Regions from separate parts of the Homo sapiens genome. Here region 2 is linked to region 1. The links are chromatin loops, found by intact Hi-C in ENCODE. Cell type or tissue: left ventricle myocardium inferior. All regions are shown on one strand. Links, peaks and the distances in the headings refer to the core of each region. The heading gives the core; the rest is flanking DNA.

What was found. Peaks named below come from ENCODE experiments on the same cell type or tissue, not always from the same donor. Only the 100,000 strongest peaks of a DNase experiment are listed, where the experiment ranks them.
Region 2: it touches region 1 in a loop (4-fold over the local background); 1 of 110 quality-filtered maps calls a loop at or near these places.

What each region holds. Positions count from the first base shown.
Region 1 is chr6:21,972,718-21,988,148 of GRCh38, forward strand. It overlaps CASC15 (cancer susceptibility 15), which reads left to right. Exons shown (of 12, transcript NR_015410.2): 6 at 6,228-6,345. Among named protein-coding and RNA genes, the nearest start is that of NBAT1, 170 kb to the right of the region's middle. In left ventricle myocardium inferior, for the core only: no CTCF peak of the experiment used is centred there; no DNase peak of the experiment used is centred there; H3K27ac peaks cover 1,864 bases.
Region 2 is chr6:22,071,550-22,086,980 of GRCh38, forward strand. The region is part of intron 8 of CASC15 (cancer susceptibility 15); the gene reads left to right. It also overlaps the pseudogene RN7SKP240. Among named protein-coding and RNA genes, the nearest start is that of NBAT1, 68 kb to the right of the region's middle. In left ventricle myocardium inferior, for the core only: no CTCF peak of the experiment used is centred there; a DNase peak (open chromatin) is centred at 8,456; H3K27ac peaks cover 386 bases.

The sequences.
Region 1 (15,431 bases), core at 7,039-12,038:
TTTTGGGGGCCAGAGCATTCCATCCATACTAATGACCATAGCACATTTGAAATAGCTCTCACTTTCCACTGGTATTGCGCATTGCGAACTACTCAAAGGACTGAAGGTGATAGGGATGACTCCGATAATGGAGGTAGTGATGGTGGTAGCATGATGAAGGTGGTGGTAATAGGGGCGTCTTCCTTTATCAAATGGGGCACTGGACTTTGTGTGAATCACTTCCCATACTTTTTTCTCATTTAATTTGCACACCAGCTCTGAGAACTTAGGTGTCATTGTCTCCATTTTACAGATGAGAGATAGAGGCTTAGAGAAGTTCAGTGACCTACTCCCTCCCAAAGCCATCCAGCCCAGTAATGGTGGAGCAGGATTAGAATTTATACTGATGACAAAGCCCAGCCTCATAACCCCCACTCCAGAGGTGCTTGTCTTCCTCAGGTATAGGCAGGGTAGGGATTTAATTCCTCTTTCAGGGAAAACTAAGACCCCAAAAGCTTGAATGATGCTTAGTGATACGCTTAATGTGAATGAACTTGGAGCCAGAGTGGAAAGCATCTTACCATGCTGGTTCAACCAGCTTCTGAACAGAAGCTGTCTATGTACGTCAAAGGGAAAGGAGCCACTTGTAATTGTATAGCACACCTCAGGAGTAGTGTTTTCACAAGTACTGTCTTGATCTTCCCAGTGCTTATGAGGTAGGTAGGTCTTATTGTGTCCATTTTGCATTTCTTCTTACCTATACTCTGTTGCTGGATGCTAATTATGATGACTTGGAGAAATTACAGAATACTAAAGTAAGGAACAGTTTCTGGTTATATGAACTATTTTTATAGTTAAGCATTTGAGTGTTTTTATTAATGTTCTCATGGAAGATACTGTTTCTTCTAGTGATTTGAAGTAAGCTTGCTACATTCATGTTTAGACATTTTTCTTATGGGTGCTTGTGACATTACGTACTTCTCAGTGGTCATATTTTAAAATTGTATGTTATAATCAGGCACGGTGGCTCATGTTTATCATCCCAGCACTTTGGGTGGCTGAGGTGGGAAGATTGTCTGAGGCCAGGAGTTTGAGACCAGCGCGGGCAACATAGTGAGACCCCCTATCTCTCCAGAAAAAAAATTCTTTTTTTTTTTCTTTTTAAATTAGCTGGGCATGGTGGCATGTGCCTGTGGTCCCAGCTACTTGGGAGGCTGAGGAGGGAGGACTGTTTGATCCCAGCAGTTCCAAGATGCAGTGAGCTATGATTGTGCCACTGCATTCTAGCCTGGGTGACAGAGTGAGACCCTGTCTGGAAAAAAAATTGTGTTTTACTTTTGCAAAACATTTTCAAAAGTAACATTGCATAATGATCTGGAAAGTCAGAAACTCCAGGGTTGGATTGTGCTTTGCTACTGATTAATTCCGGGACCTTGAGCAAGACCTGTGACCTTTCTGGGCCCCACTTTCCCCATCTTCACTATAATGGGGATGGGTGTTCAGTAAGGATTCACTAGAATGTCTTTGATCTGTTTTGAAAGAGCCACACATGGTTCTTAAAGCTTTTGTTACCCAATAATATATACATCAAAAAATTTTTGTAGTAAAGATGTGAACAATTGTGTGTCCTATACACATTGAAAGATGACAAGCCATTGGAAGACTGCTTTAAACTCTGGTATCTGCTATGGCCAGGGAGTGAGCTGTTGTGTTGATAATTTAGCCTGATTATATTTTGTTCATAAATAGATTACCAATTCTTAAAAAGTTGGTATTGCCGGCCCTCCTTCCTTCCTTCTTCCTTTCTACCTTCCGTTTGTCAAAAAGCCATTAGGCAGGTCTCAGCAAGGAGACCTATCAGGGCAAATAAGTAAATATACTGAAGATAATGGGAGCCAGACTTCTTACTGTTGGAGAATAGTTACAGATATAAAAAAGGGGAGAGCCAGAATGAACCCTGTATTGTGGATAGGAATTTAAGGTTTCATTGTGAACGTGTGGATTTTGATATGTAGAAATTTCATAGATATAGAAATTTCAGTGTAGAAATAATATAAACGTTAAAGTGTATGCATGTCTATGAATAAATGCACATACACACATACACACACACACACACACACACACACACACCCCCCACACACACCCATTTCCTAACTCTGTTCACTGAAAGGGCCAGGATGTAGTGACAGCCCAGTAAATATGAGCACACCTGCTACCCAGATTGTAGTTTCTAAATTCCAGTTTTTGCTTAAAGCAACTATGGGTCTTTGAAAAAAATGTCTGGTTCTAGAGCTGGGAAAGAAAAGGTACAAGATGAGCCCTGAATGTCTTGTGACAGAAGATATAGAAACTCTGAAAGAATAATGGGAGACGCCACAAGGACACAGCAGTCAGCTTCAAGGGATTCTCACTAAACCCATGTGAAACCTGGAACAATTTGAGCACCAGAATGACAATGATAGTTACAGATTACATCCCACTAAACAAGAAATACATGAATCTACACTTGCATAAATAAATAAATGCATAAAAATGTGGGGAGAGGAGAAAGTTCTTCCTTAAAATAGAACGCTGTGTGATATACAGAAGGAATTCTGGAATTGGAGAGATTACCATTTGGCAGTCATCATAGTAATAATTAATCCAGGTAAGAAACATCAACGGATGCTAACAATAATGAATACAAGTTGGATGAGGATCAGAATCTTTATATAATCATAAAGTATCTGTCCACAAATCCTTGTGCATTTTAAGGGGCAACACAGGAGCTTTACTGGAGAAACTTGGAAGACACAACCTTACTCAAGTGATCAAAGTTCTCATCAGCAGTGATGGGACACACAGTGTTCTATGTCACTTGATGGGATGCAATGAGAAGAACACAGCATCTCTTCCAAACAATGCAATCTTCAGATCTTTTCATGAGAAAATATCTCTAATCCTAGTTCAGGGGCGTTTTACAAAATAATTCACCTGCTGCCTTCCATAATATAAAGGTTGTGAAGGTCAAGGATACTATTCCAGATCAAAGGAGATGGAAGAGCGATGACAACTAAATAGAAAGTGTGATCCTGAAATGGATCCTTTGACTAGAAAGAGCATTACTGGGAAAGTTGGCCTAACTCGAATTGGGGTCTCCCAGTGAAGGATACATGAGAGTTCTTTGAACAGCTTGTGCAACATTTCTGTAAGCTTGAAATTCTTTTGACACAAAAAGTAAGACATAATTTGTACAGGAAGGCTTAGCTTTTAGTTTTAATTTTACAAAGTTAAAAGGAATAGTTTCTGAATTCTTTTTTATTTTGGATTTTTGTAAGAATCCTATGGGGTATAATTATTAAATTAGACTTTTAGTTCTGGATTTCTGTGGTGGTTGTGCAGAGAAGAATATTGTTTTATGAGATAGGGACTTTTCTGGATGTGTGATATCATTTGTGTAATTACGGAAATTCATTCAGATTTGACTGGGAAAGCAGTTGGAAACTTGGAGTGTCTTAAGGCCATTGTTAGATATTTATGAGGCATTTTAGATTAATGGGATTATGAGTTGGTGTTCTGGAGTCATGCTTCCTGAGCTCAAATCCTGCCTCCACCACTTACCAGTGTGTGGCTTTGAGCAAGTGAACTAACCTCTCTGTTTCTTACATCATCTATAAAATGTAGGTAACCATAGCACCTATCTCATGTGGCTATTGTGCAGACCATCTGATTAATACCGGTAGAGTGCTGAGAAGAGTACTGGCTTAGAGTAAATGCTATGTCGTTATTATTATCATCATTATATATTATTGCTGCTGCTGCTGTTACTGTTACAATATGGATATAATTTGTGTAGCACAGGGAGGGGAACATCACACACTGGGGCCTGTCAGGGAGTTGGGGGAAAGGGGAGGGAGAGCATTAGAACAAATATCTAATGCATGCAGGGCTTAAAACCTAGATGACAGCCCAGGTGCAGTGGCTCATGCCTGTAATTCCAGCACTTTGGGAGGCGGGTGGATCACGGGGTCAGGCGTTCGAGACCAGCTTGGCCAACATAGTGAAATGCCATCTCTACTAAAGTTACAAAAAATTAACCGGGCGTGGTGGTGGGCGCCTGTAATCCCAGCTATTCGGGAGGCTGAGGCAAGAGAATTGCTTGAACCTGGGAGGCAGAGGTTGCAGTGAGCCGAGACCGCACCACTGCACTTCAGCCCAGGTGACAGTGCGAGACTCTGTCTCAAAACAAAAAACAAAAAACAAAAAAACCCTAGATGACGGGTTGATAGGTGCAGCAAACCACCATAGCACATGTATACCTATGTGACAAACCTGCATGTTCAGCACATGTATCCCAGAACTTAAAGTAAAATTTAAAAAAAAGAAAAAATAAATAAAAAGGACATTTCCAAAGCAAAGAAAAAAAAATTGTGTAGCAAAGGCTAGAGAAACTGGCTAAGAGAAATTTCCTATGGCAATTTGTTGGAAGTTTGATTCTTTCTCACGCTCTGATGATAGAAAGGCCGTAATGCCATTGATTTTGGATACTAACACTGTGTACTGATCCTTTAAGATGCTTTCTTATTTGCAAAGCCAGCTTCCACGCCCAAGCACACCTTAGAGTTTCTTTACCCTTTATACAGGCAAAGGCACACATTTTAAACGTTCAAGAAGAACAGCAGAAACAAGACAGGATCAAAGCAAAATACAAAGAAAACAAGATTGGAGAATCAGAGAATCAAGATCCAAGGAAAAATGTTTACTTTGGCAGAAATACCTAGAAAATATAGTGACTGCAGGCCTTGTTTCAAGTTCACATATTGAATCTCAACATGTTTACTTATTTGCAAGTGTAAGTAAATGTATGCAGCACACTGAGTTAGCAAACATGGGATATCCCTGAAGGAGGGAGATGTACAGCTCATCAGTGTTGTCCACAGTGCACCCAGCATCCTACCACTTGCTCCGGGCTCTCCAGCCTGTTCCTTTTCCTGAAAGGGCTTCCAGTCAAGCTCATGCTATATTATTATATATAAGACCTAGGGAATATTGAGCATTATGCATTTTTATTTCTTTATGCTTTGCTTTGTTTCTAAAAGGGTTCAAATGAACAAATCGAATTGTCTGTTATCCTAAGAAATGCTAAATTGTCCAGAATAGACCTGCATTAACAAAGTGTAAAGTGAAACAAGAGACCAGTTGGCAGAGAGAGAAAAGAGAGAGATTTCGACTAAAGCCTAGAAGAATAGGTAATGAATGACTACTCAGAAAGAAGGTAACAGATTGGTGATGGAGGAGGTCAGGGGTTTCACAGTGTATGCTTCTTTTTTACAACTAAAAGCACATTTCTGGTCATCTAGCCCAAAAGCCTAAGTTTTTAGGCACAGGAGAGTTTCAGATATGTCGTGAACACATAGCCCATTGCTTGGTCCTCTGTCTCAAATACCCAGGTTGTCTACCCTTGATTCAGTCTCTTGTCACTATCTCACCCTGACTATAGTATTTTGAATTTTAGATGACATTTACATATTTTTGAGAAGCACTAGCAATCAAATGGGAATAAACCATATAGGATTCCTCATACCATCTAAGTTTTAAAACTTTTTCCTAGAGTATATGGACCTATGTCAAGACAGTGTGTTAAGGTTGTTCTGTGATTAAGAACTCAGAACCTAGAGCCAGAATCCTTGGGTATAAATTGTGACTGTCATTTACTAGCTGTGTTCCATTTTCTTCATCCGCAAAATGACATCAATGATAAGAAACAAATATGGGCCAGGCACGGTGTCTCATTTTTGTAATCCCAGAACTTTGGCAGGCTAAGGCGGGCAGATCACTTGAGGTCAGGAGTTCAAGACCAGCCTGACCAACATGACAAAACCCTATCTCTACTAAAAATATAAAAATTAATTAGGCATGGTGGTGCGCACCTGTAGTCCCAGCTACTCAGGAGGCTGAGACAGGAGAATCGCTTGAACCTGGGAGAAGGAGGTTGCAGTGAGCTGAGATCACACCACTGTACTCCAGCCTGGGCCACAGAGCGAGACTTCATCTCAAAAACAAAACAAAAAAAAGAGACAAATGTAGTTACATACAGCAACATAGGAAGCTTTCAAAAAATGTTAACTAGTATGTATTTGCCTAATGAGTAGAAATAAAAAACTTCAGTACTATTTGGAGACTTGGTATGTTTACATGATTCAGTAATAACTACACAGCACCTTTCCTTCATACAAAGTTCTAATAAATTATTGCTTTTTCTGTAGGTAAAATCTACTGGTGGAGTCACTCCATTATTCTTATCTGTGGAGATCTAGATCTTGATTTGAAAGTTTCTGAGAAAATCTTCAGCTCAGACTTGAGGGTCAACTTTACCAGCTGAAGGTAAAAGCTAATTTTATTCATTTAAGTGTGAATTGCTCATTACTGAAGCATAGAAAATAAAGATCATTAACATGTCTTAACTAGAACATATCAAATAGAATCCTGGTTTCTTGATGTTGAAAAAATTATGAAATACTAATAGAAACAGAGAAAAATGGCCAGGCGCGGTGGCTCACACCTGTAATTCCAGCACTTTGGGAGGCCCAGGCGGGCAGATCACCTGAGGTCAGGAGTTCGAGACCAGCCTGGCCAACATGGTGAAACCCTGTCTCTACTAAAAAATACAAAAATTAGCTGGGCGTGGTGGTAGGCGCCTTAATCCCAGCTACTTGGGAGGCAGAGGCAGAAGAATCGTTTGAACCCGGGAGGCGGAGGTTGCAGTGAGCCAAGATCGAGCCATTGCACTCAAGCCTGGGGTGACAAGGGCGAGACTTCTTTCAAAAAAAAAACAAAAAACAAAAAACAACAAAAAAACCCAGAAAAATAAGATACAATGAATAAGGAGAAAAGCTCGTTTCCTCTTGTGGTTATGGAAAGCTTTATAATAAGCATCTTCAAATCCATTTTTATTTTATTTTATTTTTGGAGACAGGGTCTCACTCTGATACTCAGGCTGCAGTGCAAGTGGCATGATCCTAGCTCACCACGGCCTTAAACTCCTAGGCTCAAGTGACCCTCTCACCTCAGCCTCTCAAAGAGCTGGGATGGCAGGAACATGCCACCACATCGAGCTAAGTTTTTTCATTTTTTAAAATAGAGACAGGGTTCTCAGCATGTTGCCTAGGCTGGTCTCAAACTCCTGCCTCAGCCTCCCAAATTGCTGGGATTACAGGTGTGAACCACCGCACCTGGCCTCATATCCATTTTTTATATCTACAGTACCCAGTTGTTGAAATAATCTTAACATCTAAGGAAAACAAATAAACTAAGAAACAGTCTACTGCAGGACTGGAGCAGTTGGGGAACGGAATAGGAGAGTACCAAAAAAGATGCAAATGTTCCTATAAAAACCAGGAGGCAGTAAGCCTGCTGCCTGGAGCCAGGAGACTGGACAGTGGAGAAAATCTCTTCTCAGATGCTCCTATTCATTTGATGGCTAAGTAAATTATTTTGTAGTGTTAAACATGGACGTTGTTGTTGTTTTTAAATGGTGGGAACCTTCCAATAACTGGCTTATTTTCTCATCGGTCTGTGTCTCCTATTCTTCAGAGGTTGTTCTTAACGTCCTCCATTCACCTCAAATTTCCTACCCCTCCAGGTTGCCAGTTACTGCCAGTCAGAAAAGAAGCTTTAGATGTCAACTCCCTCAAATTTTGCCTCCAGGCCTGCACAATTAACCTGTACTCACATTCAGTGCTTTGTCACTAGTGAAGGGCAAACCACATCCCAGTCCCACTTTGTTCCTTATTCTCCTGCTCTGGAACCACCTCCTCCTCCCTGCTCCTGAACCACCTCCTTCTTCCTGCTCTGAAACTGCTGAAACGCACCTCCTTCATCTGGCTTTGGAACCACCTCCTTCTTCCTGTTCTGCAGCCTGCCTCCTTCTTCCTGCTCTGGAACCTGCCTTCTCCTCCTTCCTGCTCTGAAACTGCCAAAACCTACCTCCGTGTTCCTGCTCTGGAACCACCTCCCTTTTCTTGTTCTGGAACCTGCCTTCTCCTTCATCTTGCACTGGGATTTGCCGCCTCCTTCCTGCTCTGGAACCAGCCTCCTCCTTCCTGCTCTGGAACCCACCTCCTCCTCCCTGCTCTGGAATCTGCCTTCTCCTCCTTCCTGCACTGGGGTCTGCCTGCTCTTTCCTGCTCTGGAAACTGCCTTCTCCTTCATCTTGCACTGGGATCTGCCTCCTCCTTCCTGCTCTGGAAACTGCCTCCTCCTCCTCCTTCCTGCACTGGGGTCTGCCTCCTCCTTCCTGCTCTGGAACCTGCCTTCTCCTTCATCTTGCACTGGGATCTGCCTTCCCTTCCTGCTCTGGAACCTGCCTTCTCTTTCATGTTGCACTGGGGTCTGGCTCCTCCTTCCTGCTCTGGAAACTGCCTTCTCCTTCATCTTGCCCTGAAATCTGTCTCCTTCTTCCTGCTCTGGAACCTGCTACTCCTTCTTCCTGCTCTGAAACTGCTGAAACTCGCCTCTGTATTCCTGTTCTAGAGCCACCTACTTCTTCCCGAGCTGGAACCTGCCTCTTCCTTCTGGCACTGGGATCTGACTCCTCCTTCCTGCTCTGAAAACTGCCTCCTCCTTCTTCCTGCCCTGGAACCTGCCTCCTCCTTCCTGAGCTGGGAACTGCCTTCTTCCTCCTGCTCTGAAACTGCCAAAATCCACCTTCACATTTCTGCTCTGGAACCAACTCCCTCTTCTTGCTCTGGAACCTGCCTCCTCTTTTCTGCTCTGGAACCTGTCTTCTCCTTCCTGCTCTAGGATCTACCTCCTCCTCCTTCCTGCACTGGGATCTGCTTGCTCCTTCCTGCTTTGGAAACTGCTTCCTCCTTCCTGCTCTGGAACCTGCCTCCTCTTTCTTGTTCTGGAACCCACCTCCTCTTTACTACTTTGGGATCTGCCTCCTCCTTCCTGCTTTGGAACCTGCCTCCTCCTTCCTGTGCTGGAACCTACCTCCTCCTTCCTGCTCTGGATCCCACCTCCTCCTTTCTGCTTTGGGACCTGCCGCCTCCTTCCTACTCTGGGATCTGCCTTCTCCTTCCTGCTCTGGAACCTGCCTCCTCTTTGCTACTCTGGGATCTGCCTTCTCCTTTCTGTTCTGGAACCTGCCTCCTCCTTCCTGCACTGGAACCTGCCTCCTCCTTCCTGATCTGGGATCTTCCTCCCGCTTCCTGCTCTGAGACCTACCTCCTCTTCCTGCTCTGGAACCTGTGTCTTCCTTCTTGTGCTGGAGCCCACCTCAGTTTCTCCTTTCTCCTTATCAGCTATCATTTTTGTCACTTCCCCCTTCTTTTTCTTCCTTTTGATGCCTTTGTTCAATATTTTCACATATTCACTATTATTTTTTCTCTTTTTTAATTAAGATTATTCATATGCCACACAATGTATCATTTTCACATGTAGAATTCAGTGGTTTTTAGTATATTCACAAAATTGCATGACTCTTCATGATCTAAAATTCCATGATCTAATTTCAGAATTTTGTCATCACCTCAGTGAGAAACCCCATACCCATTAGTAGGTGCTCCCCATTTTCCTCTTCTTCTTAGTCCCTGGAAACCACTAATCTACTTTCTGTATCTAAGGATTTGCCTGTTTTGGGCATTTTATGTAAATGGAATCATACAATTTGTAACCTTTTGTATCTGACTTTTTTCACTTAGTATAAATTTTCAAGGTTTGTCCATGTTCATACATGTGGTAGCATGAATTGCCATTTCATTCTCTTTTATGACTGAATAATACTCCATTTTGGAATGCAGCATATTTTGTTCATTGATTCATCAGTTGAGAGACATTTGAATTGTTTCTACTTTTTGACTGTTTAGAATAATGCTGCTATGAACATTCATGTCCAAGTTTTTGTGTGGATGTATGTTTTCGGTCCTCTTGGTTATATATTTAGGAGTGACATTTCTGGGTCATAGGGTAATTCTATGCCTAACATTCTGAGGAACTGCCAAACTGTCTTCCAAAGTGGCTGTGCCCTTTTACCTTCTCACCAGCAATGTACGAGGTTTCCAATTCCTCTATATCCTTCCCATTACTGATTATTGTCAGTCTTTTAAAATATAGCCATCCTAGTGGATGCAAAGTGGTTACTTATTTCCTAGTCTCTCTTGGACATCACTTCCTTTGGGGAATTGTTCTGAACACCCTGAAATCCTTTCTCTTCAGGCTGTGTTAAATGTCCCTGTATTAGTCCATTTTCACACTGTTGATAAAGACATACCTGAGACTGGGTAATTTATAAAGAAAAAGAGGTTTGATGGACTCACAGTTCCATATGGCTGGGGAGGCCTCACAATCATGGTGGAAGGCGAAAGGCACTTCTTACATGGCGGTGTCAAGAGAGAATGAGAGAACCAAACAAAAGGGGTTTCCCTGTATAAAAAACCATCAGGTCTTCTGAGACTTACTACCATGAGAACAGTATGGGGGAAACTGTCCCAATGGTTCAATTATCTCCCACCGGCTCTCTCTCATAACACATGGGAATTGTGGGAACTACAATTCAAGATGAGGTTTGGGTAGGAACACAGCCAAACCATATTAATCCCCCCTGTATATTTCTCAGGCACCCTGTCCTTGTAGCATCCATCATCACACTGAATTATCATTGTCTATTAACTTTATCTCCTCCATTAGAGTATGAACCTGTTAGATAGAGTACCAAAATATTCCTGTGGTATTTCCTAGGTTAACACAATGCCTGACACAGTTATTTAGTCTCATCTTTTTGTCAGGAGTGGTATGGTGGGAGACTTATAGACTAGACTTCATAGCATTATTACCTAAGCCCCTAAATACAAGAATGAAAATATTCATTAGTATTGTTTGTTAGTTGATATCTAGTTAGAAGGAGAAGACAGGATTTTTTAGCCTATGTGTTTGACTTTTTATTTTTATTTTATTTTATTTTGTGATGGAGTTTCGTGTTTGTTGCTCAGGCTGGAGTGCAATGGTGCAATCTCGGCTCACCGCAACCTCTGCCTCCCAGGTTCAAGCGATTCTCCTGCCTCAGCCTCCCAAGTAGCTGGGATTACAAGCATGTGCCACCATGCCCGGCCAATTTTGTATTTTTGGTAGAGATGGGGTTTCTCCATGTTGGTCAGGCTGGTCTCAAACTCCCGACCTCAGGTGATCTGCCTGCCTTGGCCTCCCAAAGTGCTGGGATTACAGGCATGAGCCACCGCACCCACCCGTGTTTGACTTTTTATGAAGTTATTTTTTCTTTACTGTTGTACTAATACAGTACTGTCCTTTAATTCACCAAGAAGTTGGAAGGAAAGAAATAGGGATGCTATAAAATATCACCATAGGGGGAAAATGCCTGGGTGATTTTAAAAGTATAAATCAATTAGCCATTTTTACTTTGATTTTTTAAAAGCTTGACTGATTGAGAACTGTTTCTTTTAAAAAAGAAAATACCAGTTCCATAGATTAGACTTTAAAGATTTCACATGCAGATAGAAGTCAAGAACGGTAAAGTTTATGGATCTTCAAAAATGATGTGTTTCACTGTAAGTATCAAAAATCTGAGATTCATTTACATCAGGGTTGAACAGATAGGGATCAGTGCCGGGTAACAAAAGCTGGAAGTGGAATTAAACATAATTAAAGACTTTAAATATAAGTTTGAATTAAAAAGTACATCCGGCTTGAAGGCTGACTCATACTAAATTATAGTGCCCTATGCGTAAGTACAGATTAAAAGGCATATTTAATTAGTTCTTTTAAGAATTTCTCCCCACAAACCTATTGGTTTTTATAATCAACATTTAGATAATGTTGTTTCTTTTTTTTTTCCTGATGCCAGAAAGATTTGTTTTAGCATTTTAGATTTTTCTTAATTGAAATGAAGTTATGCTTGGACTAGATAGCCATTCTCTTATTTGACAGTGTTTTCAGTGTATTCTTGGAAATTCTATCCAGCTTCTTTTCTATGGTTTTTATATGCTTCTGGAACAACGAGGAAATAGGGGAGGGAAAGAAAGAGAGAAACAAATGTAAGTTGGACCCAGATCAGTGAGATAGTATCAAATGGGGCCAAAATGAATTTGGCAGATGCTCTTCTCATGTTTCCCACTGGAGCATGCACATATTGTTACTTGGAATACCACTTGCATTTCTTTCATTCTTGTAAGATTTTTCTTCAGCTTCAGTAACAAACTTTAACTTTAAATAGGAGCCAGGAAGGAATATTGAGAATTTTTAAAAAATGTGTAAATGTACTTAGAAAGGATATTTTGCCATGAAGGTTTGGTTGGTAAAGGATATAATAGATGCCTTTTAAGCGTAGGAATGAAAGTGTGGAGGGCCAGAGATAGTGGAAGGTGTGTCGTGTTTAGAGATCTGAGTTTGAATCCTCATTTTGCCACTTAATAGTGGCATGACTTTGGCAAAGTAAACTTTAAGAGTCTATCTTTCCTTATTTATAAAATGAGAAGATCCATTTTTACTCTATAGTGCTGATAGTAAGTGAATTTAGTGACAGATAGAAAACATTCAATGAATGATTGCTGTTTCAAAATTGTCATATTTACTAAAAAAAAGTAATTCTTAGGATAAAAAAGTAAATTTTCTTATCAAATGTTCTTTTAATGTCAGGTAGGCATTTCAGTTTCATGATGTTCATTGTAGATATTACTGGTAGCTGTATTTCCTTGGTTCCTGTATGTCAGCGTGGTAGACAAAGACAAAAATGAGAAAACCTTGAATGTGGGAGCACACGAATTTATATAGATGAAATTGTACAGTACCATGTACTTCATTAATATGCACTTAATGAAAGTTTATTAAAATTGAATGAGAGTTGAAGGTATTCAATATCATTTTATTTCTTGCAGTATTTAGGTTACTGCAGACAACTGAGAATTAGCTTTTTTTTTTTTTGTGAGACTGAGTCTCGCTCTGTTGCCCAGGCTGGAGTGCAGCAGCGCGATCTCAGCTCACTGCAAGCTCCGCCTCCCGGGTTCACACCATTCTCCTGCCTCAGCCTCCCCAGTAGCTGGGACTACAGGCGCCCGCCAACACGCCCAGCTAATTTTTTGTATTTTTAGTAGAGACGGGGTCTCACCGTGTTAGCCAGGATGGTCTCAATCTCCTGACCTCGTGATCCGCCTGCCTCGACCTCCCAAAGTGCTGGGATTACAGGCGTGAGCCACCGCGCCTGGCCAAGAATTAGCTTTTTTTTTTTTTTTTTAAATATATGTATCCAAAGGAGAAAGATGCTGTATAACTTTCCAAAATGTCTGTTCCCTTACTTACAAAAGATACTTTTAAGTTTAAAGGAATCTTAGGCTGCAAGGAGGTGCAAAACTTACAGAGTTTTCATGTACCCTTCACCCAGCTTCCCCATGATACTACTATCTTTAATATCCACAGTACCATTATTAAAACCAGGAAATTGACATTGGTAATTTACCCCTTCAATGCTTAACCCATTTTAGCGTTTTTAAGTGGAGGAAATTCTTTTTGATGTCTTGCTTAATCAATTTTCACCTACATATACTTTTTGAGTGTCAGTATGCTGAACAGAAAGATATTTTGAAATCAGAAACCCTTAGGCTCAAATCTTGGCTCTGCCTCTTATTGCTATGCAACACAGGGGAGCTTTCTTAGCGTCGATGATGGTCTGTTTCTTCATTTGTAAAAGGTGCTATCACTTACCTTGCAGAGTTGGCATAAGGATTAGCAATTGTGTATTGTCAAGAGCCTTTTCAATAAATGATGGCTTTTGGAATAACTGTTCTCTTGCTATGTTTTCATCAAAAATTGAAAAGAGCTGGCCATTATCTTTAACATAGCATGTGTACTTTGTGGACACCTATCATTTCAGGACCACTAACTGGTAAATATGCTAAAACAACTTCATGGTTCCTGTAGCCCCCTGCTTGTTTTGCTCCCTGGTCACCCACTTTATCTGCACCTTTTTTTCTGGCCTATAGACCAAAAGCCACTCCTCTCTGTGTATAGATTATATTTCTTCTGCCTTTTGTTATATGAATTCTAGGAAATGTAGTTCTTTTTAGTTTTTTGTTTGTTTTCTTTTATATAACCTCTTCCAACTTAGTTCTGTTTTACAAGCAGTTGATGATAGCCCTAGGTAGATGCCTGCTTCAAACTCAGGCTGATACGGCTGGCTCTTGAGTATCCCTGTACAAACGCTGCCCTTCAGGGAACATCGTGTCCAGGGCTGCTGCCTCCCTCCGTTTGCAGACCTGGTGCTCTGCGTCTAAAACTGGTCACTCCTTCTCATCTCTCCACTTGAGCACAGCCGCAAAGGTAGAAACAGAGTTCTGCACCCCACTTTTTGCTGCACCTCAGTTAGCCCAGGAACATCTACCCCTATTTAGCTCAGAAGTGTGTAGTCCTGTTTAAATACTTAAAATTTGCTATGTTCTGTATTGGCCAAGAAATGTTTTCTGGTAAGAGCTTCTGGTAGGAAGAGGACCTAAAGCTGCCCTCACAAGACGATATTTGGTTCATTTGAAATAGAAAGTTTTGTTTGCTTTTAATTTTTATTTACTGAACTGAAAATTGGAAACAGCCCATTGACTTTTCTATCTTATACAGCATCTCCTCCTACACATATTTAGTTTCCTGCTCCCTTGAAATCTGGGCGACCTACTCCTGTTTTCAAGTTTTTTCTATTTTATTATTTTGGTCCTTAGCATTTCTGCCTTTTTTGTATCTTCCAACTTTCCATTTCAAAAGAGAAGGATCATATTTTTATATATTTACATCCCGTTTGAATGTGTTTAAGGAACGCTTAGAAATGTTCCTTTATGTTTTAAAATATCCCTTCTGCTAAAGCAAGTAGCATATCATTTCCTGCTTTAGTTGCGGCCTCAGTCTGACAGGCCAGGGCTAAGTAAGGGTGAAAAGTTCACCGTCCGGAAGTGCTGTTGAGGTCAGAATCACGTGATGAGGAGCCGACCCAGACTCCCGGTAATTCCCTGAGAATGTGAATCTTTGGGAGAAGGAGCACAAGAGAGAGCTTTTTCTCAAGTCGGCTGCCTGTGCTCGGGCTCTTGCTTACAATTCTTAGTTTTATGGCACTATTCTTCTTCTTCTTCAAGGAACTCACTGTAATGCCTTTATTATTGTCTACATCAGTGTTTTAAAAAGTAAAGTTGTAACGCATTGCTAGGTTATGCAATCAATTGTGTGGACAGAGATCAGCCTTAAAAAATAAAAAAGGAAACAGGAAATGTAAACAGAGTGCATTATATGGAATAAGAATATGTGTATTTTGTAAAACTCTTGTTTGATACATAGATCCGTACACATAGACACACACAATCTCATAGGTCTCTATTGATTTGCGTATGGGTACACGCTGGCAGGCGTACATTCTCCTTCATCCTCATTCCTAGTCATTTGAAAACTCAGTCATTCAAAATGCATGCCCTTGCCAGTGGATG
Region 2 (15,431 bases), core at 5,867-10,866, 98 kb after region 1:
CAGTGCTTGTAAAGTTTAAAAAGAAAAGAGGGGGAGGGTTGGAGAAGGGGACCAAAAAAAAAAAAAGCCCAGGGATGTGGTTGACAATATTCCTTTTAATTTAAAGCCACCTGAAGGCTTCAGCTGAATAATAAAGTAATTCCCATATGGTTTCCGTTCTTTCAGTGTTAGAACCTCTGAAATGCAGTCTACTTTTAGCCTTGGCTTCTGCATGCCTCTTTGTCAGGCTGAAATGCTTCCCGTCTGCTTGCTCTGGTAGGAAATGGAACCAAAGCCGACTGCTCTGGGGGACGAGTTCCCAGGCTTTGCTTTCTATTTGGCAAACGTGGCTCATGTGATGGGAGGCACTTCTCCTCCAGGGCACTCTTGACTCTCTGACAGACAGGACCAGCTCTGAAGGTGGCTGCAAGTTTTCATTAATGCCAGAGCTCGCTATAGGCACTTTTCTCCCTCCCTTACAATTCTGTTTACAATAAACTTTCCCTCAAAGGAAAAACCCAGGATTCATATGAGTTTCGTTGTTTTCCCTGGAAAGAAGTTTTTGTAACCCTCAGACTCTTTAGAAGGGAAAACATCCAGTAAATCCTGAAATCTGACTGCAGAGTTATTTTTCATTATTTGTACTTTCATTAATTCAAATTCCACCAAAAAACTTTTCTCTTTTTCCTGCCCTGTGTAAGTTTACTTTCCCCCCTGTGTTCATATGAGTTCATGAAATACTTAGGAAGTATATGAAAAATGTTTCAGAAACACAGTTGTGTTATATGATGCTTACCCAAATCCTGCTGAAGTAAGTGAAAAGACATTCCCTCTCCCTACCCCTTCTTTTTCTCCCCTTCTCTCTCCTAACTTTCTGTGTTCAGAGTCAATGCAAAGGGCCTTCATTTTTAATGTTAATTTTAAAAATAACTAGTTTTCTTTTGAGGTAAACTTAGGGAAAGCATATGTGTTTGGAGATATATATCTCCATATATAAATATTTACATTTACATTTACATTTGGAGCTCAAGTTTTTCATTTTATTTTTCAAACATGTTGAATTAAACTAGCTAAGGACTGGAAACCCACCATGACTATTTGCTGTGGGTTGTATGATCACTATTCTGGCTTGAATTTTTGAACTTCTACAGCAACATCTTTAAAGTGCCATGAGATAACTTTGCTGTTGCTCAAAAAGAAGCTCTTTAGGAAGTCGGAAAACAGGAATTCTGGTGCTACTTTATGGTGATAATGTCACTAACTTTGTACCTTTTTGTCCATTTAAAAAATGAGATCAATGGTGCTGGCCTTTCCACTTTTCATGTAGTTGCAAAATCATTTCTTCATGCAAGGACAATCAAAATATATGAATAACGTGGCCTGAATATTTGGAAGAAAAGTCCTGCAAAAGTGTAGGCTGATGGAAGCAGAGGAAGAACATTTTATATTGAAGAACAAAGGAATTTCAAAAGAAATGGTGTTACCAGCTCTTTCAGTTGACCAGACAAGTACCAAGTGTTTGGGACTTGTTCCCATCCCAACAAAGCCAGCATTTTGAGGAGGCCTCTCTGGCAGGGTCATTACATCAGCCAGTTTCCTCTCCATTTGAAATGAGAAAGTACATGTTAAGCACAGAGGCACTCTAAAGATGAACTCATGCCAAAATATGCCTTCATAAGCCTCCAAAGTCACTTGTGGGGTACAATGTCAGAATGAACATGATCTTATCTGGCCTATAAATTAAATGACACATTTTCTGTTTCTTGCACAATGTGTCCCTAAGTGGTGCTTCATGTGAGTTTCTAGAAATGCCTTCTGTAAACTAGACTAATATGCACATGTGCTTTTTCTTGATCTTTAATTGTTCATTACTAATATACGGACTTTGCATCAAATGTAAAGCAATCTCAACAACAGTCTCAATCAAGAGGAATGTCTCTGTGTCTTATAATTTTCCTCAACAGAAATTTTTAATGATACTACTTTTTAAAAAGCTCTCCTTCTGGTTTTCTTGGGTAATTTTACGTGGTATATTTAAAAATCTACTTCATGAGCTGAAGATACAGGCACTGTATTCTTTTCTTTAGCTCTCTGCACCATTCTACTTTCCAACATATATAAACTGTATATTTACTTCCTATTTCTAAGGTTGTTAGCAATGCTGTTCTGTAACCATTATGAAATCTCTCATGGTTCCTGTTCAGCTTGATACTAAAAATTGAAAGCCAGTAAGCAGTGTTTATGCTATATATGCAAATACTTTTCAACAAAGGGCCAGTTGGGATGCTCTGATTACATACTTTTCCAATTTCTTGACCCCTGTATCTCTCTATGAAAGGGGTCAAATGCAAGAGGCCAAATGAAGATTCTTTATTTAATTTTATCGCTGATTGAAACCATACAACAGTTAGTTTGCTTCAAACTTGACCTTCTTGCACAATTTGTTAACTCTCAAGTTTTTGATCTTTGTTTTTTCTTGCTGGGAGAAGAAATACAAGCCTTAAAAAAAGGAATTCTCTGTCTAGAGTCAATGTTGTTTTCTGTCATTAAACTTTTAGGATTGCTTTTAATCTCGGTGTTCTCAGATTTCATAATGATGTTTGGGTCTTATTAATCCTGATTGGTACTTAGAGAAATCTGGAAACTACGCCTCCCTTTGGCCCTGAGACATTTTCTCGCATTGTTTTGATATGTTTTCCCAAGGTTTTCTCTGGTCTTTCTTAATGGGACTCCTATCAGTCAGATGTTGCGTCCTCTGATTTGAGCCTCTGCGTCTCTTCTCTGTCCTTCATATTTTTCATCTTCCTGTCTTTGTCCTTATGATCTGGAAGATTTTGACTCTATCTTCTAATCCTTTCACTAATATTTTTCAGCAATCGAAATTTTGATTTCTTACCATTTGAGCTGGGAAACTCACTAGTGGGTATATATACAAAGGAATAGAAATCATTCTATTATGAAAATACATACATGTGTATGTTCATTGCACCACTGTTCACAATAGCAAAGACATGGAATCAACCCAAATGCCCATCAATGATAGACTGGATAAAGAAAATGTGGACACATACACCGTGGAATACTATGCAGCCGTAAAAAGGAATGAGATCATGTCCTTTGCAGGGACATGGATAGAGCTGGAAGCCATTATCCTCAGCAAACTAATGCAAGAACAGAAAATGAAACACCGTATGTTCTCAATTGTAAGTGAGAGCTGAACAATGAAAACACATGGACACAGGGAGGCGAACAACACACGCTGGGGTCTGTCAGGGTGGGGATGGGGGGAGTTAGAACATCAGGAAAAATAGCTAGTGCATGCTGGGCTTAATACCTAGGTGATGGGTTGATAGGTGCAGTAAACCACCATGGCACACATTTACCAGTGTAAGAAACCTGCACATCCTGCTCATGTATCCCAGAACTGAAAATAATTTTTATTTCTAAGAGCTCATTCTTGATTCCCTTATTTTTTTGACATGTGTGCTGAAGTACATTAAAACACTGGTATAAAACACTAGCACATTGCCAGGAATTGATCTGTTATAAAGATCTACATTGTAAATTCAAAATTCCTATGGGTATTTGAAGAGACAGCTAGAATTACCCTGCAGTGTCATAATTTGACCACTTAGGAAAACTATCTCAGTTGCTGATTGGCTATCTGATTTGACTTATACATTACAAATAATGAGTACCGACCAGCAGCAAGACACAGAGAGATGAAAAACATGCAGTTGTGGCCCTCAAGGAGTTTACGGTCTAGTTGTAAAAAAAAGACAACATCAGAAAATAAGAATAAAACATGTCAAATTATGCAATATGGAGTCTTACGCCAAAGAATATATGTTGTTGTTGTTGTTAGTTGAGACAGACTTTTTTTACAATATCTTTTTTCCATATTTTGGATTTTTTATTTATGAAGAGATATAGAGAGTCAAATTGTTGGATGAAGACTATTTGCTGTGGAGATATATGTCTATATTCCTTTTAGAGTGCCATTCACCATCAAGCACAAGACCAAATTTACCAAAATTTAACTCACAATAAGAAAAAATAAAACCACTGAGTAGCTTATTTGTAAAAAGTAGAATTTCATCATTTTAGTTTGGATTATTTAATTATGATTATGTTGCTTTTTATCATTCATTGCTATTGATATAAAAATCATAATATACTTATGTGCAAAAGATATTGTTTGTTTTCTCCTTCTGCTCTTCTTCCTTTCCCTCTTCTCCTTCTCCAACTTCTTCAGTCTGATTGTCCAATACTACAGGTATATAAATATAACAAGTCCAACTTGTGTCTGAATATTTTCTATACATTTTCTGCTCAGTTCTATGACCACATGGGATTGTTTCCTGGAGTGTAGTTCGATGTATATTATATATACATCATTATATATTGTCTAGAGGCAAGGTGGTATTGGTTTTATTATTTAATTAATAAATTAATTAAGGCCACCTGTTCTTAGATGGTAAGAAATCTAAATGTGGCTTTTGTTGGGTTAGGACTTGAATTGGAAAGCAGAGTGCAGTTGTTTATACTATTAAACTTTTTTTCCTGAGTGCTAATTTCTATGACTTGTTTAAAGGCTATCTGGATGTGGAACGGGAGAACCATGTATTCTTTGGATTCTTAACCTGGCGTCAGAGCAGGCCTTAATTGAGTTGACTGGTCACAGCACTACTTCTGTTTTGAAAGCTCTCTACAAAAATATACAAAGTTTAACAACTTCATTCAAAGGGAACAATAATTGGCCCTACTTACTATATCTGTTTTCATCCTAAAATTCTTCTTCAATTTTGAAATGTGGCTGTCAGTATATTTTGGCTCAAGAAAATTCATGAAGAAATATTGTACCACTGAGAATTATATCGGTCAGTTTCTCATCAATGAAAAGTTTTATTTCTTGTGTGAACTAGTCCTGAAAATGTAAATGTGTATTACTTGATATTTAGAATAAAGCTATCTGAATAGTGTTTCCAGGGTTAGAAATGAGGCTGCAGAGTGAGCCGAGATCGCGCCACTGCACTCCAGCCTGGGCAAAAAAGCGAGACTCCATCTCAAAAAAAAAAAAAAAAAAAAAAAAGAAATGAGGCTGTAGATAGAGTAGTAGCAGGACAAAGACTCCATTGTGGCTGAGTATTTATAGTTGGCCTGTTATGCTATAATATTTATATTTTTATCATATTTAAAATGTACACTTTTGGGTTTTTTTTTGAGGCAGAGTCTCGCTGTATTGCCTAGGCCCAAGTGCAGCGGCATGATCTCAGCTCACTGCAACCTCCGTCTCCCGGGCCCAAGCTATCCTCCTACCTCAGGGAAGCAAGTAGATGGGACTACAGGCATGCACCACTACTCCCAGATAATTTTGGGGTTTTTTTTTGTAGAGGTGGGGTTTTGCCATGTTGCCCAGGCTCCTGGGCTGATGTGATCCACCTGCCTCAGTCTCCCAAAAGTGCTAGGATTACAGGTGTGAGCCACTGCGCCTAACCTTAAAATGTATACTTAAGAGAGAAAAATAACTTTATCTATTTGATCCAGTAAAATTACCCTAAGCTTTCAGGTAATTAATCTTTAAACACTTTGCTGATGTCAAAGCCCAAGGTGAAGGTATTTTCTTGAATATTATGGTATTGCCTCTGGTGGTTAAGAGTCGTTTGTTGCAGACAGTAAGAGGCACGGAGACAAATTTAATTTTAGTTTTACTTTTTAGAAAAAGAAAAATAGAAGTATTTGTTCAGGTACAGTATAAATGTAGAATATATATATGTGTATATATTCACACAAACATACACACATGAAATATTTCTTTGTTTAAAGCAATCAATACAACGTAAGACTCCAACACTTTGTGTAAACATGTTCCTGTACTACATGAAAGTTCCTATCTCAGTATTTATAGTATGATGTTGATAAATTGCATGATTTTTTTTTTCTGATTGGTGGTAATAAATGACAGTGATTTATCACTTAACTTTTCAGGTGAGTTCAAACAGTTGCCTAGGCTGATAAGCAACTAAAATATTTAACAGAAAAGCAGACCTTTCTGTTTTCCCAGAAGCATATGTCCAGATATTAGCAATAGGATATGAAGAAGGGGAAAGAAAATTGTAAAAGGGTTGTTCTGAGAGCAGTCCGTACAGTCAGAGCTGCAATAAGAGCTCGTTTTCATGCCCAGCTGTGTGTCTGCTCTGTCAGCAGCGTTAGAGTCTTGATCTTTATCAGGTTACTGCTGCTGATGTCTACATTTTCATTTACCTTGGCTGCCATTTAATAATAATAATAATAATAATAATAATAATAATACGACAAATGATTAAGGCAGAGCTAGGAGTGGACCCGAGAACGCATGTCTCGTTATATGTCTATTACATCTCCTGTGACATCTATGATGGGGCATAGTCTTAATTTTACCAAGCCAGATTCCTATTTTTTGGTTTTCTAAGTTTTTCTAGCTTTTAATAAGTTTTTGGAATTATGAAAACGATGAAAACTCTGAAGTCTCATTTCTAGAAATTGTTCATTTTCAAACTGTGTTCTAAGGAGTGTTAAGGACACAGTTGCCTCTGATGCCATGGAGAACAGGGGTCAGAGAAGGGGAAGTTAACATCTCTCTGGGTTCCTCAGGAAAAGAAGACTTTATCAAAGACTTCTATTTATATATTGGAGTTCGATAAGATTTCTTATAGAAAAAATAGCTTTTGAATAAAGTTTGAAGACCAATGGTCTAAGCCATCATAACTGCGGAAATGTCTTTCTTCAGTATCCCTGCTTGGACAGTGGTTTTGCCCCCATTGTGCACAACACTTTTCCAAAAAGCCTTTCAACATTAATTATGGCTGGAGCTGACTGCTTTCCTCAGACCATCATGCTTCTCCTAATACAATAAATGTTTCTCTTGCTGGGCAGGTGGATGATTGGATTGATGAATGGATGCATAGGGATGGGCAGGAAGGAAGGGAGAGAGGGCATGCATTTATCTCCATGTGTCTGATCTTCTATGTCCAGACATTTTTTTAAAATTATTTGATTATATTTCTTATCACTTAGGGTAGGAACCATATCTTGCCTGCATTTTTTCTAGCTCATATGCGGTTAGAGAAACAGTGAACTGCCTACTCACTCTTTCATGTATTTTGGGGGCCAGATATCCTTCTAGGTGCTAAGGATACAGCAGCAAGCAAAACAGACAAAAATGCCTGTTCTGGTGGAGTTTAGTTGGAGGAAAAAGAGTAAACAGAGAAGTGAATTTTATGGTAGGCCAGTTACTGATCAGTGCTACAGAGAAATACAAAGCAGCAAAGGGGAGGAGGCAGCTATTTTGTATACAGCAATCACTGATACTTGCACAAGGACCTGAAGGAGGTGAAGGAGGGGACCTGGGAGCCATAAGGAGAAAGACTTTGAAGTACGTGCTTGTTTGGCATATTCTAGGACCAGCAAGGAGACCCCCTGGGGCAGGGCAGGAAGCGCCAGAAGCTGATTGCTATGAGGTCTGACTGTTTTTCCTTGTTCACTCTAAGCTGGGAAGACAGTCACGAAGTTTGAGCAGAGCAAAGACGTGATCCGACTTAAAAGAACCACTCTTACTTTAGTGTTAACCATGGACCAGGCATCAGAAACCTTTTTATGTAAAGGTCCAGATAGTAAATATTTTAGGCTTTACAGGCTATATGATCTCTTTCACAACTACTCAACTCTGCTATTTTAGTACAGAAGCAGCCATAGACAATATGGAAGTGAAAGGCTACGGCTGTGTTCCAATAAAACTTTATTTTTTATAAAACAGGTGTCAGGCTGGATTTGGTTCCCATGCCACAGTTTGCCAACCACTAAACTAGACCATTTGCCAAGTGGTTTTGAATTGTGGCTATGAGTGCGTAATTATTTTGTCTGTATCACTTGTCAGCCAAAACACACCCCAAACAGTCTACCATCTATTGATAATTTTTATGTGTAATGCCCTATTTACACAATTCATCTGTTACCACCTCAAAGCCGTAGATGTAATTTAATAAGTTGATGCTTTTAAAAGACTTGTCTATTAGAAAGAAAGTTAGCCATTCATAGTTTCTTCATATCAAAGTTCCCATATCACTTTGAGGAATGGAATATCCAGGACAAGGACTGTGTTCCCTGTAATGATTGTTGTGAGTTCTGCTTACTCTTCTCTACTTTTTTCTCTGACTGGGCTAGCCCAGTGCAGTCCAAGAGAAATGTAACATGGGTCTCAAGTGCAAACCATATCAAGAAGTTTAAAACTTCTAGGAGCCACATAAAAAATGCAAAAAGAAACAAGGGAAATTAATTTTAATAATGTTTCGTTTAAACCAAAATATTTCAGTACGTCATCAATATAAAATTACCGAGATATTTTACATTCCATATCTTGTACGAAGTCTGAATTCTGGTGTGTATTTTGCAATGTAGACTAGTCACATGTCAAACCCTCACTCCGTGGCCACATGTGGCTCTTGGCAGAGATCTACAGGATTGGAGAAGGCTCAGAATTTGGCCTTCCCTGATGAATGGCCTTTTGTAAAAACAGTAGCAACACTAATAACCCAGCAATAATCTTTAAGCTAATTTGTGAAACTAATTTACTTTTTCTTTGAAAGAGATTACAGGTATGGACCACTTTACAAGCACTGAGATTATTATTATTGCTGTCTTCCAGTTACTCAACAATGATGAACAGCAAAGTATGATATAAGGAGGACTTCTAATATTCAATAGAGTTTTCTTTTCTTGTCTTTGTTTAAGTTTCTTTTTTTTTTTTTTTTTTTTTTTGAGATGGAGTTTCACTCTGCCACCCAGGCTGGAGTGCAATGGTATGATCTTGGCTCACTGCAACCTCCACCTCCTGGGTTCAAGCAATTTTCCTGCCTCAGCTTCCCAAGGAGCTGGGATTACAGGTGCCCACCATGCCCGGCTAATTTTTTTGTATTTTTAGTAGAGACGGGGTTTCACCATGTTGGCCAAGCTGATCTCAAACTTGTGACCTCAGGTGATCCACCTGCCTCGGCCTCCCAAAGTGCTGGGATTATAGGCGTGAGCTACCGTGCCTGGCCTAAATTTCTCATGTGCTTACTAGGTAACTGGTTACAAATATAAAAATTGCAAAATCAGCTCACTAGTGATTCTCTCACCCTCACCCCCAGCTCAATAACTGGCTCTAGAGTCATTTGGCAAGACTTTAGAACTGCACGGATTGCACCTTCTCCCCCTTCAGGGAGAATCTTCTGTGTGCTCTATCGGTTGTTTTCAATGTGAAACAGGACTCAGAGGTGGTGGCCACTGAAGGCCCAACCTGCAAATAAAGCTTAGTAATATTCATTTTGCACAATTTAAATACATATGTGTACATTTACTAATCTATAACTGATCCCCCCAATACAGAATTATCTGGAATTTGCATAAGAAACTGTTTATATAAACTGCAAAACACCTATATGTTAAATGATTTTTAATAGAATTGAAATTCTAAGAAATTAAATTCTTTTTTCTATTCTTTGAGAAAGGTTCTTGCTCTGTCACCCAGGTTGGAGTGCAGTGGCACGATCATGTCTCACTGCCACCTAGACTTCCTGGGCTCAGGCAATCCTCCCGTCAAGGCTCACAAGTAGCCCAGACTACAGGCACATGCCACCATGCCCAAATAATTTTTTTAAAAATTAATTTTTTCTGTGGAGACAGGGTCTCATAATGTTACCCAGGCTGGTCTGGAACTCCTGGGCTCAAGTGATCCTCCCACCTCAGCCTCCCAAAATGCTGGGACTACTGGCATGAGCCACCATGCCCAGTCTCTACAAAAAAACTTTTTAAAAAAATTAGCCAGGCGTGGTGGCATGTGCCTGTAATCCTAGCTACATGGGAGGCTGAGGTGGGAGGATAGCTTGAGCCTTGGAGGTCGAGGCTGCAGTGAGCCATGATCATACCGCTGTACTCCAGCCTGGGTGACAGAGTGAGAACCTGTCTCCAAAAAAAAAAAAAAAAAAAAAAAAAAAGGAAAAAGAAATTAAAATATAAGACAACATAGAGTTTGAGAGTTGGCAAACAGCAGGGCATAAATAAAATAAATAAAATGCTACAGAGCCATTTGACTAAAATTTTTGAGAAACTTGTAGCACTACAGCAGGGCTACTCCAACGGCCTGTAACAGCAGTAAAAGCAGCAGCACCTTTCCTCACTTTGCCAGACACTGCCGTTTTGGCTTTATCACCCGGAGGGGGTCCCATGCCATTGTGGGAGTGTCCAGTGGTGTTCACGGGGACCCTGACACAGAAAACTGGCCATAGGATCTAATGAAGGAGGCGATGATCAGAGCTGGGAAAATTTGAGTTACCACAGTTTCTCTAACTACATCTGATTCCACCACAGGATCAGTCATGGGTATCTTTGAGGTACACACATACTCAAATCTTGCTCAGTTAATTACTTTCAGGCACAACCAGGCCATTAAAATAGTAATTGAGTTATAAGTTACTATTTTATAAATCCCTTTCTAAGTCTTTGTAGATTTATAGATTCAGTCTTCATTAAATTTGACCATAAGCCAAGTAATTTCAATTTCTTTAAGAAGAGAGTTTGGCAGATGTTAAAATAGAAGGGAAAACCTGATTTTATGGAATTTCTTGAAAGAGAACATTTTGAATCCAGTGAAAAGGGAAAAAAAGTCAGTATTATTTATAGTCACATAGTATAACAGCAACAAGAAGTAATTCCTCTGGCTAGACGTGACCTCCTCTGGCTAGGGCACTTTTAAAAATGCTTTATGTAGAACTTATTTAATTCTTACAATCATATGAGATAGGTATTGCTCTTTTCCTCATTGTGCAGTGAAAGAAACTGATTCCAAAAAGGTTTCATAACTTGCCCAAGGTTATACAGCCAGTAACTGGTAAAGCTGGGATTTGAGCCCAAACAGCCTGACTCTGGAGTTCCTCCCTTTAATCACCACACTAAGTAAATATCCATGTGCATGATGAATGGATAACCTGAAAAGCATTTTACAGATCAAGTCGTATTAAGCACCTAATGGGTTTAAAACATAATGCGATCCCCTAGTGAGTCCTTGTGGCATCAGTGGGACATTATTAGCTTAAAATTCAGCAGTTTTAAAAATGTAGATTTTAAAAAATCAGATTCACCTAAAACGGAGATCATTTATAGAAAGAAAAAAACACAAAGGTCTTCTGTTGAACTGTTCAGTAAGTGTGTACTGATACAATAATATGGCAGGATATTGGGTTTCCAACTCAGAGTTGATAGTTCAGAATTAAATTTTGGCCTATGTCTTGCTTTTTAGCTTTTTAAGCCATTCTGACGCTACCATAGACATGCCCATCTGGTAGATGAGAAATTCAGGTGTAGAAAGACTTGCAGAAATCTTATGAGATGCTCTTTCTTTGTTCCTGTTCTCTTTCTCTGAACCAGCTCCTAACTTACATCTTTGTAGTCCCACCATTAATCCTACCTTTGACCTTCCGGGCTCAATTTTTACAGTTAGTCTTACCAGTGTTTCACACTTAGTTTTCCCTAAGTAACTCTTGCTGTCTGGGTAGGACAGCATGAGTCCTGTCCCATAAGACCCAACCTGCATCTGCTTTCTCGGACATGTTTTTTTAAAAGCAAATATGCTAGTGGAGTGTGTTATTTACAATGCCTTTTTCTTAGAGATTTCTCTGGAGGTTTATATGGGCTAATGGCTCCCCACCCACTTGACTTTTTGCCCATTACATTATATGTTTCTTCCAAGGAACAAAAATATAACTCTCTTTCTCTGACAGCATGAGGGACATTCTCTTGCTGTTGCTCTCCAGGAAAAATCTCATAATCTAACTAGACAAACCCTTGCTGAAAAATTAGACCAAATGGCATTTGTAAACTCCAAGGAAAGCATTTTTCTTCTGTGAAGTGTTCCCTAGCTGGAAGTGTTAGAAACTTTACATATACTGATACCAATTAGGTTTATGGAAAAAATGAAAAGCTATAAACAGCTGGATACACTGTCAAAACTGAACCCTGTCAACTTAATTTTTTCCCTAGCTCTGTATTCTAAGAACCTGGAAACAATCTTTATTCACACTGTTAAGACGATTGAGAAAAATGGATGGATAGAGTTTATTTGCTAAGAGAAAAACTGAGTGACTACCTAGCTACCTCACTCCTTTTTGCTCTATTGGTAAGTTCAAATGAAGGAAATAGCATTAGAAAACATATGTTGGGATTATGTGCCTTTATCCTCTTTCTCACACTGTATTCATACATAACAGTCAATGCACAGATTGTCCATATGCCTGATATGATTGGTGTTTATTTTATTTTTGACTCATGATCTAAACCCATTACACAATGAAATATTTCATCTCGAGAAATACATATGATTTGCCTCTTTTGGCTTACCAGGGAACCATAAAGATCTATGTTGTTTACTTGTTTTCAGCATCAGATAAAATAAAAATGTTACATCTTTTTTGGGTAATTATGCTGCACCAATGTGACTTGCTTTATAGGGTTCTTTTATTTGTTAATTGGCACTCCACTATCTAATTTATTTGAAGAAACTTCTCATGCCTTGTATATGATGAAGAACTACTAGTGAAGAAATAAGCATAGCCTGTAACTTATTTAACATACTTGTAGGTTCTTAGTAAACACAGTTACATAAATGTTGAAACAAAAATGGGCTGGAGTGAAGGAGTCCTGATCTATGGTTGATATTAAATGTAACTAACTTCACTATCTAATGTGCCTTCTTCTTTTTAAGAATGAGATTGGTGGCATGTCTAAAGTTGGATTTTGGTTCTAATACATTAAAAAAATAACTTTCTTATCTTGAAAAAGCAACTAGTGAACAGTAGAGATGCTTGCTCACTTTATGAGTGCCATGTATTAAGGGAGTTTTGAAGTGATATTTATCTGTACAACTTCAAATCTACCATGGCATTCTGTGGTAGAGTAAAAACTTTAGAGCTAAACATACCTGATGTTTATACATGACATATAGCTGCATGTCCTTGGGTAAGTTATTTAATTTCTCTCAACCCTAAATTTTGACTGTTTAAAGTAGGTTTTATAGGTTTTATGTAATTTGAAGTGTTGTTGTAAATAATAACGATAATAAAATATCTTACACAGTTCTTGGTTTGCAAGATTGTTAAAAGGTACTTGTGGCCTAATTGGTTTCACTAGTAAATTCTAGCAAACATTTAAGGAAGAAACAACACTAATATGCAAAGTCTTTCAGAAAATAGAGGAGGTAAGAACATGTCATTTTATGTAGCCATCATAAACTTGATTAAAAAAATAAGTTTTAAAAATAGATATCTTAAGAAAATATGAAATGGAATGTAGCAATGCATAAAATTGGGATTTATCCCTGGAATGCAAATGGAATGCAAATCTTTAAATGCTTAAAGATTAACCTGTGTAATTCACCAGAACCACACAATAGAGGAGACAAAATATAGGATAGTTTAAATAATATAGAAAAATTATTTGACAAAAGGGAACATCTATTTATAATAAAAACTTGAAGCAAAGGTGCAATGGTAAGGAATTTCAATCTGTTAAGTGAATATATGGAAAATCTACAACTAACATTACACTTAATAGGGAAATACTGGATGTTTTCTCCCTAAGATTTATAACTAGACAAGGATGCCCACTCTCAGCTCTTTTAATTATCATTGTGTTGGAGGTCATAGCTAGCGCAATAGGAGAAGAAAATGAAATAAAAGAAATATAGATCGAAAAAGAAGCAATAAAACTGTCTGCTTGCCGATGATATGGTTGATTGCACAGTATGTCCTAATGACTCTACAAAACACCTATGAGGAATACTAAATGAATTTGGCAAGAATGCAGGATATATTGTTGATATGCAAATTCAAATGTATTTTTAGATGCTAGTACAAAGAAGTGGAAAAATAATTTTTAAACTTCCACTTACAATGTCACGATGAAACACAAAATACTTAGGAATACCTTTAACAAAATGCATGCAAAGATGTGAGGGTGACCTGGCTGTGACATCTGTCACCCCATTGATCACCAAGGTTGATTTGGCTGATCTGGATGGCCAGGCGGGTGTCCCCTACCTCCCTTACTGCTTCGTGTGTATCCTTCCTGAAGCTGCATGCTTGGTCGAAGAGGACAACCACCCCTGATATAGAGGAGGAACTATCTTCAGTGAAGAGTATATGAGTAGCTGTGCTCCCCTGCTAGAACCTCCAAACAAGCTCTCAAAATGCATGCAAAACCTCTACGCCAAGCACTATAACACATTGCTGAAACTAATGAAAGACAAGCTAAATATCTAGAAAGAGATGCCATGCTTATTGATTAGAAATTTCTCAATAATGTTGAGATGTCTGTTGTTTCCAGATTGATCTATAAAGTCAGTGTAATCCCTTATAAAGCCCACCAGGCTGTTTTATTTATTCTGCAAGAAGACATCCTAATTCTAAAAATTTATTTTAAATGAGCTAGAGCTAGGATATCTTCAGCAACCTTGAAAAAGAAGAACAGTGTTGAAGGAATTATACTATCTGGCTTCATAACTTACTACAAAACTACAGCAATCAAAACTTTGTGACCCCTTCATAAGGAGACAAGCAGATCAATGGAACAGGATTGAGAGCCTGGCAATAGACCCACACTTACACAATGGACTGATTTCCAATATATGTGCCAAAGCAGCCCAATAGAGAGAGGAAAATATTTGTAGAAAATGGTGCTGGAATAACTGAAGCATCAACCCCTACCTCACACCATTCACAAAAACTATTTTGAGATGGTTCACAAACCTAAAAATAAAAGCCAAAATTATAATGCATCTGAAAGAAAACATAGGAGAATATCTTTGCAATGTAGTGGGTAGGTGAAAGTGTCTTAGGTCACAGAAAGTGATAAAAATTGATAAACTAGGTCAGGCACAATGGCTCATGCCTGTAATCGCAGCACTTTGGGAGGCCTAGGCAGGTGGATCTCTTTAGCCCTGGAGTTCAAGACCAGCCTGAGCAACATGACTGAAACCCACATCTCTACCAAAAATACAAAAAATTAGCTGGGCGTGGTGGTGTATACCTGTAGTCCCAGCTACTCAGGAGGCTGAGGTGGGAGGATCACTTGAGCCCATGAGATTGAGGCTGCAGCGAGCCGTGATCATATCACTGCACTCTAGCCTGGGTGATAGAATGATAGCTGTCAAAAAAAAAAAAAAAAAAAACCAAAACCTAATAAACTAGACTTAAAGTTGAACTTGAGCTAATCAGAAGGCATTGTTAAGAAATTTACAGAATATACATATATGACAAAGGGTTAGTATCCAGAATATATAGCACTCTAAATCTCAATAACAAAAAGACAATTCAATAAAAAAGAGGCCAAAGACTGTCAAGTACTTTGCAAAGGAAGATAAACAAAAAATGCTCAATATTATT